2 separate regions of the Homo sapiens genome follow, and region 2 is linked to region 1. A link is a contact called in ENCODE Hi-C or POLR2A ChIA-PET data. All regions are on one chromosome and are shown on one strand. Each heading gives the region's core, a stretch centred on a gene start or an enhancer-like site at or near the end of the contact. The rest is flanking DNA. Distances are from core to core; before and after follow the strand shown. Region 1 overlaps BICC1 (BicC family RNA binding protein 1). Region 2 overlaps BICC1 (BicC family RNA binding protein 1).

What was found. A loop is a pair of places that touch in the nucleus more often than their neighbours do. ChIA-PET counts read pairs that join two places held with the same protein, here RNA polymerase II (POLR2A). Pooled maps may share reads with other maps.
Region 2: a loop to region 1 is called in a map of mammary epithelial cell, with 3 times the contacts of the local background. The contact joins two enhancer-like sites. A Hi-C loop is called at or near these places in 3 of 168 maps with a recorded cell type or tissue (Calu3, chondrocyte and mammary epithelial cell) and 2 of 50 pooled maps. POLR2A ChIA-PET finds 5 or more read pairs at or near these places in 3 of 52 experiments (BJ, GM12878 and MCF 10A).

Annotation. Positions count from the first base shown.
Region 1 is chr10:58,663,400-58,668,588 of GRCh38, reverse strand. All of the region lies in intron 2 of BICC1 (BicC family RNA binding protein 1), which reads right to left. Among named protein-coding and RNA genes, the nearest start is that of BICC1, 150 kb to the right of the region's middle. Within about 2 kb of position 2,373, at least 6 of the 41 ENCODE cell types and tissues checked have a DNase peak (open chromatin) inside an H3K27ac peak, as active enhancers do; they include mammary epithelial cell, where a contact is called at or near this core.
Region 2 is chr10:58,753,288-58,758,476 of GRCh38, reverse strand. All of the region lies in intron 3 of BICC1 (BicC family RNA binding protein 1), which reads right to left. Among named protein-coding and RNA genes, the nearest start is that of BICC1, 240 kb to the right of the region's middle. Within about 2 kb of position 2,621, at least 7 of the 41 ENCODE cell types and tissues checked have a DNase peak (open chromatin) inside an H3K27ac peak, as active enhancers do; they include mammary epithelial cell, where a contact is called at or near this core.

The DNA of each region.
Region 1 (5,189 bases), core at 1,124-3,623:
CACATGCTATGTCCATTTAAATTGATGCAATCCTTGCAATGTGTGTTCTTTAAAAGGGCAAATGAAGTAAAAGTGCAGCTCAAATATGATTACTGGGATACAGGTTGTTGTGCAAAAGTAAAATTTTGAGATGTTTTTCAGTCAGGGTCAAACCTAAAGGTGAGATTCAGAGCACTGTGAATTCATCTGGAAAAAAAAATTGAGTGAAAAGTATAAGTTTTAAGCTTTATTGATTTTTCCCTTTATTTTATAAGGTCATTCAGTGAGGATCAAAAGCTCACACAAGATGAATTCATAAAAGAAATGGAGAGGAAAAGTTTTTAAAACTACTTTTTGTATAAATTGGTGCACCTGGCCCAAGGCAATAATGCACCAACTGAAATCAGAGCATCTACAGATGACGTAAAACTTCCTTTCCTTTCCAAATTCAAATGACTCAAGGACTCTTCCCAAAGAACTTTTGCTTCCAGTTTGCATGCTATGCATTTTCTTAAAAGCCGGATGACCGTGAAATATTTCATTCTGTGTAAACTGTTTACTACCAATTTTTAATTTATTATGTTTTTTAAAAAATTTACAGTAAGCCAAGATGAGACAAAGGAAAAAAACTTTTATTGAACATCTGGTATCCATGAACACTTCATAAATATGTGCTTTACCTCTGCTTAATCTACTTAACCTGATTAAGCAGGCATGCTCCCCATTTAACATTTGAAAAGGAAGTTTAGAGAGATTTAAGATCACCTAGCTATGAGTTAGGAGCATCCTCCAGTCCTGGCTTCTCCAAGGAGTAGCTATTAGTTCATATAGATATGTCATCTCTCTGACACTCTATTTCCTCATAGACAAAATAAATAGACTCAAGTGAACCCTGTAGTTACTTTAAAAGGTAAATTTGATCTTTCAGAGACTGGTAATAGATGTTCAGGCTTACTTCCTCCCCTCTACCCTATTGCCTTTGCCTTTATCCAATTTCACTGTTCTTTACTAATTCCACAGAATGGTTTAAGAAAAAAGGAGCTGCCAAAAAAAAAGAGTACTTAAAAGTGTGTTTTGGTATTGGTAACACCATCCAGACCTTTGAAAGGGAAATATAAGAATTCCTTGAACCCTGAGAATTAAGGTTAAAACTACCTTCCCTAAGAATTATAAGAGTATCCAAAGACTTCTACTTTTGCTATATTTTTTTCATAATTCCAGTGAACAAATGGGACCAGACTTCATAAAATTCCCTCAAATACCTCATACCTTCACTTTAAAAAATCATTACTGTGTTCTCATAGTTTGGTAAAGAAATATCATTAATAGCTATGAGAAATTGTATATCTAAACTTACATGTCATTCTTTACAAATTAGCTTTTAAAAGGACTAAAAGGCCAAGAAGAATAAGCAAGTAGTTTCTTCTGGAGCCTACTTATATAATCTACAGAGGTACAAACACACAGTAATTAGTTTGAAAATAAAATGAAATCCTAGTTTGGTAAGTAATTTGCCTTCCTTAAAACTGTCAGTGGCACTAAATTGAAATTTTTTCCTTCTAGCTGACCAAATTGTAAGCCTCTTTCATCTAGATCATTATTGAAAAGTGAGAATAACCCATTATGTCTAATATATTTATCAAAGGAATTTAAATATTAAGTAGACAAGTTAAATAGGAGCAAATAGCTGAAATTTTTTAGTATCTTATTTAAAGTTGTTTCCAGGGAGGAACTCAAGGAAAAAACAAGTATATCCTAAATAATTCAATTAAGAAAGAGAAAAAGAGTGCCATATCAGCAATTGAATGGCTACTATGCATGGTGGGAGGGGTCATGCAAGGTAGGAGGTTTTAGGTAGATTGGTTTTCTGTCTTTAGTCCCATAAAAGGAAGGCCTCACTATTCCATTTAACAGGTGAAGAAAGAGATTCAAACACTAAGTAACTTGCCCAAGAGCATACAGCTAATAAATGCTGATTTTGTATTTCCAGCATATATACACTTGAATGAAAAATCCAAGCACTTTTATACTACATCACACTTCTTCCCACCTTCTGTGTGCTTGGATAAGGATTCAAAAATTAAAAGTCACATTCAGCAACCTATTAGAATTAAAATGCTGGCTGAAGGAAAAGAACATAATTAGGATATTGTTAAAGCAAACTAAATATGGCCTGAGAAGGACTCAGTACTTCTATATTTGAGTCCTTATAGATGAACTATAACCTAGCTTAACAGTGAGACAAAATTGAAAACCTAACTTAGTAATATGCACCTGAAACAATAGCTGAGTGTTGGCCAATCTCAGTGGCCTACTTCAACCACTCACAGTCTGCTGAATGTTCAACCTGTGTTCAAACAAGGCAAATGCCGAGCTGTAACCAATCTCACTCTTTCTGCACCTCACTTCTGAAAGTGAAAGTAGGTCATTTTACGTTTTTTTGTCTATAAATTTGTTCTGACCACAAGGCACCCCTGGAGTCTCTGAATCTGCTGTGATTCTGGGGACTGCCCGATTTGCAAATCATTCATTGCTCAATTAAGCTCCTTTAAATTTAATTTGGCTGAAGTTTTTATTTTACCAATATAATATATCAACTGCTTGGCCAGAAGTATGAGAACATAAGGAACTTGTACGTCTAGCAAGAGGGTAAACTGGATGTTCAGATGAAACCGACTATACATGTTTAAACAGAAAATATCTCAAAATGCTGAGTAAAATATAAAACCATACTTTTGCAAGGTTATAAAATTCATTAGAGATCAGAAATGATAACAAAGAAATAGACGGGTAAATTAGGGCTAGAGCCAGCATTTGCCAGCAAAATGTCCACTAATACCTGGTGGTCTACAGCGTGGGTTTTAAAAAATGTTTAAAGAATAGAAAATAAATTTCAGATCAAAACACATAAAGTCTCAGAAGATGAAATAAAATAAAACTTTCCCTTAGTGATTCACAGTGTAGATGAGTGCCTGGTTTTGCCTTGGTGAAGCAAGGGGAATGAAAAACCTCTCTCCTCTGAATTCCTAAACACAAGATTGTATTTATGCACTATTGGCGATAGAATTCATGAACAAAGCAAAACAGATTCATTTAGTTATGGCTGTATTCCCAGGCAGATAAAGACAAAAATACTCTCTGAGGCCAAGGAGTTTAAATACGGGCTTCAACAAGTACAATCAAACCACCAAAGATATGAGAGGAAAAGCCATGATTAGTGAGAGTCAACAGAAAAAGACCACTAAAATAATGCAGGCACTATAATAATATTATACAGAATACTTATGCTTAAAAACACAAGAGAAGTTATCAAAAGTATGTTAAGGGAACAAGATACTATTAAAATTGATCTTGCAGATTTCAAAAATGGTTGTTTTTGAGAGAGGTGGGAACACTGAGAATGCCCCTTTCCTGAGGCTTCGGCACACAAGACCTGACTAAAACTGAGGCTGGGAAGTGACAGACTACCAAACCACCCACTTACCCTTCCATGAACTTTTTACCAAGTAATAACAAGCAGTAGTCTACTACTGGGGAAGTGGCAATAACACAGACCCCTGTGGCACAGCTGTACAGAGCTGGCAGAAAGCCAAAGGTAGATCAGGAACACAGAAAACTGTACCACACTCCGGGACTCATATTAAGCTCAATGTAGCAGCAGCAATCCATCCACCACTGGAGAAATCTGAAGTCTGTTTGCACTCAAGGTAACTACAGCAACAGCAAAATTCAAACCCAGCTCAACTGCTGACAATACTGACTACTGACACACTCCCCTATATTAACGAACTGAAGAAACAAAAAAAGTAACCATTGTGGGTATTAATTTTATTTACCACAGACTATTGCTCTTTAACACACAATACCAATATTCAATAAAAAATTACAAGACACAAAAGTGGAGGGAAAAAAAAAACCCACAAGCCTATCATCAACAGATAGCATAGTCAAATGAAATAGACCTCAAGATGGCCCAGACTTGTAAATATCAGATAGAACTTTTAAAATAACTACAATTAATATAAGGATCTAATGAAAAATATTATCAATGTGTCTGTATAGAAAGGGAAATTTTACCAGAGACATAAAAACTATAAAATAATCCAATGAAAAATGTCTGAAATGCAGAACAAAGCCACAGACTGAGGAAAAAGCTATTTACAAAACCTATATCTTATGAAGAACCTATATCCAGAACTCTTAATGCTTTTTAATCCAATAAAAAATTAGCAAAATCTCAAACATATACTTCACCAAAGGAAACAATGATTAAGCACATTAAAAAATGCTCGATATTGGTTCTCAGAGAAATGCAAATAAGTCCACAATCAGAAACTACTAAGTATCCACCAGAATGACTAACATTTCAAAAGATAGATAATAACAGGTGCTGACAAGGATGTGAAACAACTAAAACTCTCCTATATTGCTGGTGGGAATTTGAAATGGCATAGCTACTTTAGAAAATAATCTGGCACTTTCTTAGAAAGTGAAACACACACTTACATGAGCCAACAATTACACTCCAAGGCACTCATACAAAAGAAGTGAAAATATATGTTTACACAAAGACCTCTATGTGCATTTTACAGCACCTTCATTCATAAAAGCCTTAAATTAAAAATGACTCAAATTCCATCAACTAGTGAATGAATGTTTTTAATGTGATATACCCATACAATAGACCACTACTCAGAACCAAAGCAATGAACTACTGACACACCCAACAACCTCAAATGAGATGAATCTCAAAGGATTTAATAAATAAAAGAAGACAAAAGACTATAGCATATGATTCTATTTAAACCAACCATCTCCAACCTTTTTGGCATCAGGGACCAGTTTCATGGAAGACAATTTTTTCACCGAATGCAGGGGCAGGGAGATGGTTTCGGGATGAAACTGTCCCACCGCAGATCATCAGGCATTAGATTCTCATAAGGAGTGCATAACCTAGATCCCTTGAATGCACAGTTCACAATAGGGTTCATGCTCCTATGAGAATCTAATGCTGCCGCTGATCTGACAGGAAGGGGAGCTCAGGCAGTAATGCTCACTTGGCTACCGCTCACCTCCTGCTGTGTGACCCAATTCCTAACAGGCCGATACCAGTGCACAGCCTGGGGGCTGGGGACCCCTGATTTAAATGACATGTTGGAAAAGAAAGAGAAAACACACCAGAGGTTGTCCAGTGCTAGAAGTTGGGAGGA
Region 2 (5,189 bases), core at 1,372-3,871, 90 kb before region 1:
CCAGGAATTCCTTTCTTAGTGAATGTCATACTCATGGCAGTGATTTAATAGCCTGTTCTAGGATACATCACAAGTTCCATTTTTTATTCAGTAGCAGAGAATTGTCAATTTGGTAGGGGAAGAATACATTAGTAATCATCTAGCAACCTTTAGGCACTTATAGTGAGGGGCTCCTATATAATGTCAAATCTATAAGTATATATGGCACATGCTAAACACACACTTGGGAACCGCAAACTTATGAATGGATTATATTCTGTAAGTGTTTATATGAACTGGTTATGTGAAATATACAACATATTTTTCCAACCAAAAAAAATTTTTAATGACGGCTACTGACCTAGGTTTGGCTCACAGAAGCCTAATCATTCATAGGATGACTTTAAAACTACATATATTTTTTTTTAAGATAGTAGAAGGAAAAATACTGCAAATGTGTTAAGTGTCAGTATGTTATGTCTTATGCAGAATGGCTTAGGAAACCAAGCACCACTGCTAAGGTTGCTTCCTATGGGTTGTTTCTGAGATAGGAAATGCATCTTCCCCTTGTGTTCTTCACAGTGTTGCTGACTGCCAAGAACTTCAAACCTTTTGCTGTGGCAGCAAAAAGAGAAGCCTTTGATGTAAAGGTCAGCTGTACACAGCTGATCTGAGTTGGCAGCCACAGGCTTAAGGACAGACTGCATTGATATTTATGGCATCTCTGGTTCTAACACAGTTTACCCAAGAACAACCTAAACATACAAATAATCACTGAAGGAAGTTATGTCTTGAATATCTTGAGAGTGGCTGACCTGGATGGGGGGTCCTGGCTCTTGTGAAATTACATAGGTGTACAGCATTAAAAGACCTGTGCCCTTCCTGTCCCTTTTTACGGACTCAATCTCTTAAAGGAACTGAAACCTTAGTCAGAGACTCTGAATATATACTCTCCATAACATCACTTACTGATAAGCTCCACTCTGGCATGGACTCACTGATATTTACTTCTGCATTCTTAAATGCTAGTCTCACAGAGGCTTTAGTTCTCACCTCTGACATCTCAATTAGGAGTGCATTTTCCAGTAGAAACATAGAAACATGATAATAGTTGGGTAGATAAATTGGTACTATATTTAACCATAACGTCAAATACTCGTCCTATAGAAAATGTGTTACGATTTCATAGAACTCATTGACAGCTTTATTTCATAGAGGAGAAATGTTCACATACTCATGAACAAATACAAATCCACAGAACATTATATAAAAGTAGTTTAACATTCAACAAGGTGGCTGATTTCATGCCTGAGCCACAGACTTGGTCTCATTATTTTATATACAGTCCTTGTATATTCTAAAGTCTTGTAGCGGGTTACACGATAAGTCCTGTTCAGCATCCCGTATTATAAATTACATACGGTTACTTCTCTGCACAATAAAAGGGCTTTGTTATTAGAGTAACTAAGAAATTAAAGCAGTGAGACAATAATTGAATTTTTAAAAATGTTAGCACCAATGAAAATTATTTGAAAATAGCATACAAGCATGCTTCACTATCAAAGTCTATGATATTGCTGAAATCCAACTACCAAGGAAATCATGTTATCTAAATCTACGAAGTCCCTGAGTTTTGGACAGCATAAGAGACTAGAAAGTTATCGCTTTTCTTTGTAAGACAGATCCATTATAAAAGGCATCTTAATGTTGCTAAAGTGTTCAATTGTCAATATTTGCTCAAACATGCCTTTGTTCGATATTAAACTGCTACGCTTCCTCACAAAGGAATTAACTGGTAACTTAATATGCCATTACAGTTGCTAAGGAGAAGACTCTGGCAAAAAAAAAAAAAAAAAAAAAAAAAAAAAAAAGGCTAGTAGTTGCTAAAGGGTCCTGGATCCCAAGAACTCCTTGAGAAGTGCGAGCCCATGGAAAACCCTTAGGGTGGGACCAGGACAAGAGGAAATGAGCAAACAGGACTCTTGGGTGTCCTGCTAGAAAGGGAATGGGAGGTAAACTCAGTAAACTGGTCCTAAATATAAGAGCAAGCTTAAAAATCAACAAAATGTTAATGACAAACCTTTGGGAGGCAAAGGCCAGGGACTCTAAATATTACCATGCCCCTCTCCACCCCCACACACAAAATCACAAAACAGCGAGTTTCATTTCACACAGGAATGCTTGTGGTTTCTCTAGCAAGGAGCAACGCAGTCTACGTGGAAATGCAAAAAACGGAAAAGCAAAAAAAAGCCTTTCCAGCTGGTTGGCTGGGAAAGAAGATCTATTGCCTTCTAAGATACGAAAGGGAGTATTTTTTAAAAGTCTCTATCTTGATGATGCTGGGACAGGTCATGTTACAAAAGAGCAACGTTTTTCAAAGGAATAGATACAACACATCCAGAAACAAGTGAAAATGGAACAAGCAGAGGTGTGAGGTTCCCAGGATAAGAAGAGGCAAATGTATAAAGAAATGTAAGGGACAGAATAAATAAATCCAGAGGAAAATGGGAAAAGCAAAGATGGGTGAAAACAGACATAGAACACGCAGGAGCAGAAGGAGAAAGTGAAATTATCTCACGGCAAAAACAGCAGAACTGTGAGGTGACTAATCACTAAGTAGTGGAAAATGTCCACAGGCAGTGTCTCTCAGGTTGCTCAAGAAAGCAGGTGTGGCCAATGCAGAGAAGCCTCGGCTGTAACTCTGTGGAATCAAATCCAGACTCAACCGCTGCTGGAAATAGTTTCCCAAAACCCAACTGAAATTCATCTTCCAGAATGTCATTGAAACTTAGGCCAAAAAGAAAAAAAAAATAAAAAGGAGAAAAAAAAATACAAGACAGGAATGTAATTTTAAAACACCCTTTCAAACCTAAGGTGTTTCTTCATGTGTCCATTTAGAACTGAGGGTTTTCATGAACTCTATTGCAACTTTTTCTGAAGATTTCAGACAGAAAATCCCTAAAGCAGAGGAAGCAGTACAGAGTTGCCAGAGCCCAGTGATTTCTCAGTCTCATTCAGGAAATAATTCACCAAATGTACTGTAATGTGAAATCCAACTAAATGTAAACTAAAATCACATGAAGAACTCTGGTTGTCCACCAAGGAATCAGCTCTTCTCAGTTTATAATCTGACAGCGCCACTGACTTTGGGACCATGGAAGCTGTAGCCTTTCCCCTAAGGTGACCAAAAGCAAAACAATAGCGCAGGAAATAGAAAGCAGGCTAGACACTAAACAGTGGGCCCTGGCAGTTAAAATTCCAAATCAAACCAAGTTCTTAAGACTAAATAGGAGTGTCTGTTTACCTCTGTGCATTTATACTTGATTTAAATGAAACAGTCACCAAGCCCAAAACAACTCTATGAAAACAAAAAACAAAGAAAAATCCTGTGATCTGACACAGTTGCTTTTCAAAATTTTCAGCATCAGGCTTCCACTCACCAACAGTTTTGGTTTACTAAGGAACTTTAAGAGAAACCAGATGTAACTTAAAATACAAGGACTGCAATACATACTGTAACTCATCTGGTATTAGCAACAATAAACCCCAGACCTATAAGGGGCTCACTCGCAATCTTGATCTATAAAGCTAAGGACCAATGGCATTAAGGATGCTACAAGAATAGCATTTTCACATTCAAAGTCCTTTCTCAGCCTTCCTCTGTCTTCTCAAACCATTTCTTCTTGCAGTCAGAGCTCAAGAAGAGTGTTTTACACACACACACACACACACACACATACACACCCCCCCTCACAAGTTTGTCCCTAAAGCCCATACAGTACAGAGGGCCACAGAAAGAAAATTTCTCAGCCATGCATAAGGCATCCCTGGGCTCCCCCAAGGAGACCACCCACCCCAGAAATGATGAGACACTCCTGCTCCCTGCCGTGTGAGGCATGTACTGAGCAAAGGTTGCCAACCTTTGGCAAGCTACGAAGAAATCAGAATGTAACTGCAAGAGACTTTAGACTTTTCTCCATGAGGAAACACCCACTTTAAAACAGCTGTGGATTTTCTTAATAATGTGCTACCAAAGGTACTTTAATCTTCTGTAACTGATTTTTGCAGACCCCCACATTTTCAACTTTTGGATTATCCAGTTTGCTGACAGAATTTGCTACATTCGTTCAGTCTTTCAAGTACTATTCAACTGAATCAAAAAACATCTTTTACTTGCAATAAAAGAAAATAAGTGCTTCCTCTCAAAGTTATTCACTCTAAATTTCCAACACACTAATTACTTTTAGTCAGATAATGACTGTAAGGAGACAAGAGTAAAAAAAGGCAACATTATACAGAGCTATGTTTGAGCTGTACATGAACACTTTGCTCCATCTGGCAGTCAAAACCAAAGCAAAACAAAACAAACCCAAAATTTCTGTAGTGGCCAAAAACATACAGTTTTTAGAAACACACAGTATGCTGTTTTTAGGCTGTTATTGCTGAATGTAGCCTTTTTATACACCTAATACCTCAAAATTTGCTTTACAGTTGGTGGTCAATGAAAGAGAAACACAAAAATTAAGTCCTATCATATGGTGAGTATGCAGAGATATCATCTACTGTCAATTTTAAGAAGAAAAAGAGAAGAAAAGTAAAGGGGGGGAAGAAAAATGAAACAGGACAAATGATATAGTACGGAATAGGGAAAAATGGCAAGGCAAGGCAAAAAGGGCCTTTGTCCAGCATATATCAAGGTATATTACAAAGTGTAAGAGAAAAATGGAAAAGAATAGAAATTCCAGAAAAATATAAAGGAGGGATGAAGAAAAAGAAAGAGAGAAAAGAGACTGTGTGTGTGTGTGTGTCTGTGTGTGTGTTTTCCAACTTAGCTAACAAGTGGCATCATAAAGAAAGCAGGTGTGGCCGATGCAGAGAAGTGGCATCATAAGCCTGTGAGAAAGGACAGATTATCTAGAAACTGATGCTGGGAAAACTGACTCATCTTGTGGAAAAAAATTGGATCCCTCTCATCATATACAAAAACATATTCCAGATGGATCAAAGGTCTACATAAGAAAGGTAAACTGACCAGGCGTGGTGGCTTATACCTGTAATCCCAGCACTTTGGGAGACCAAGGCAGGAGGATCACTTGAGCCCTGGAGGTTTGAGACAAGCCTGGACAACATAGCGAGACTCTGTCTCTAACAAAAATAAAAAATCAGCCAGGCCTGATGGTGTGTGCCTGGGGTCCCAATTGCTCAGGAGG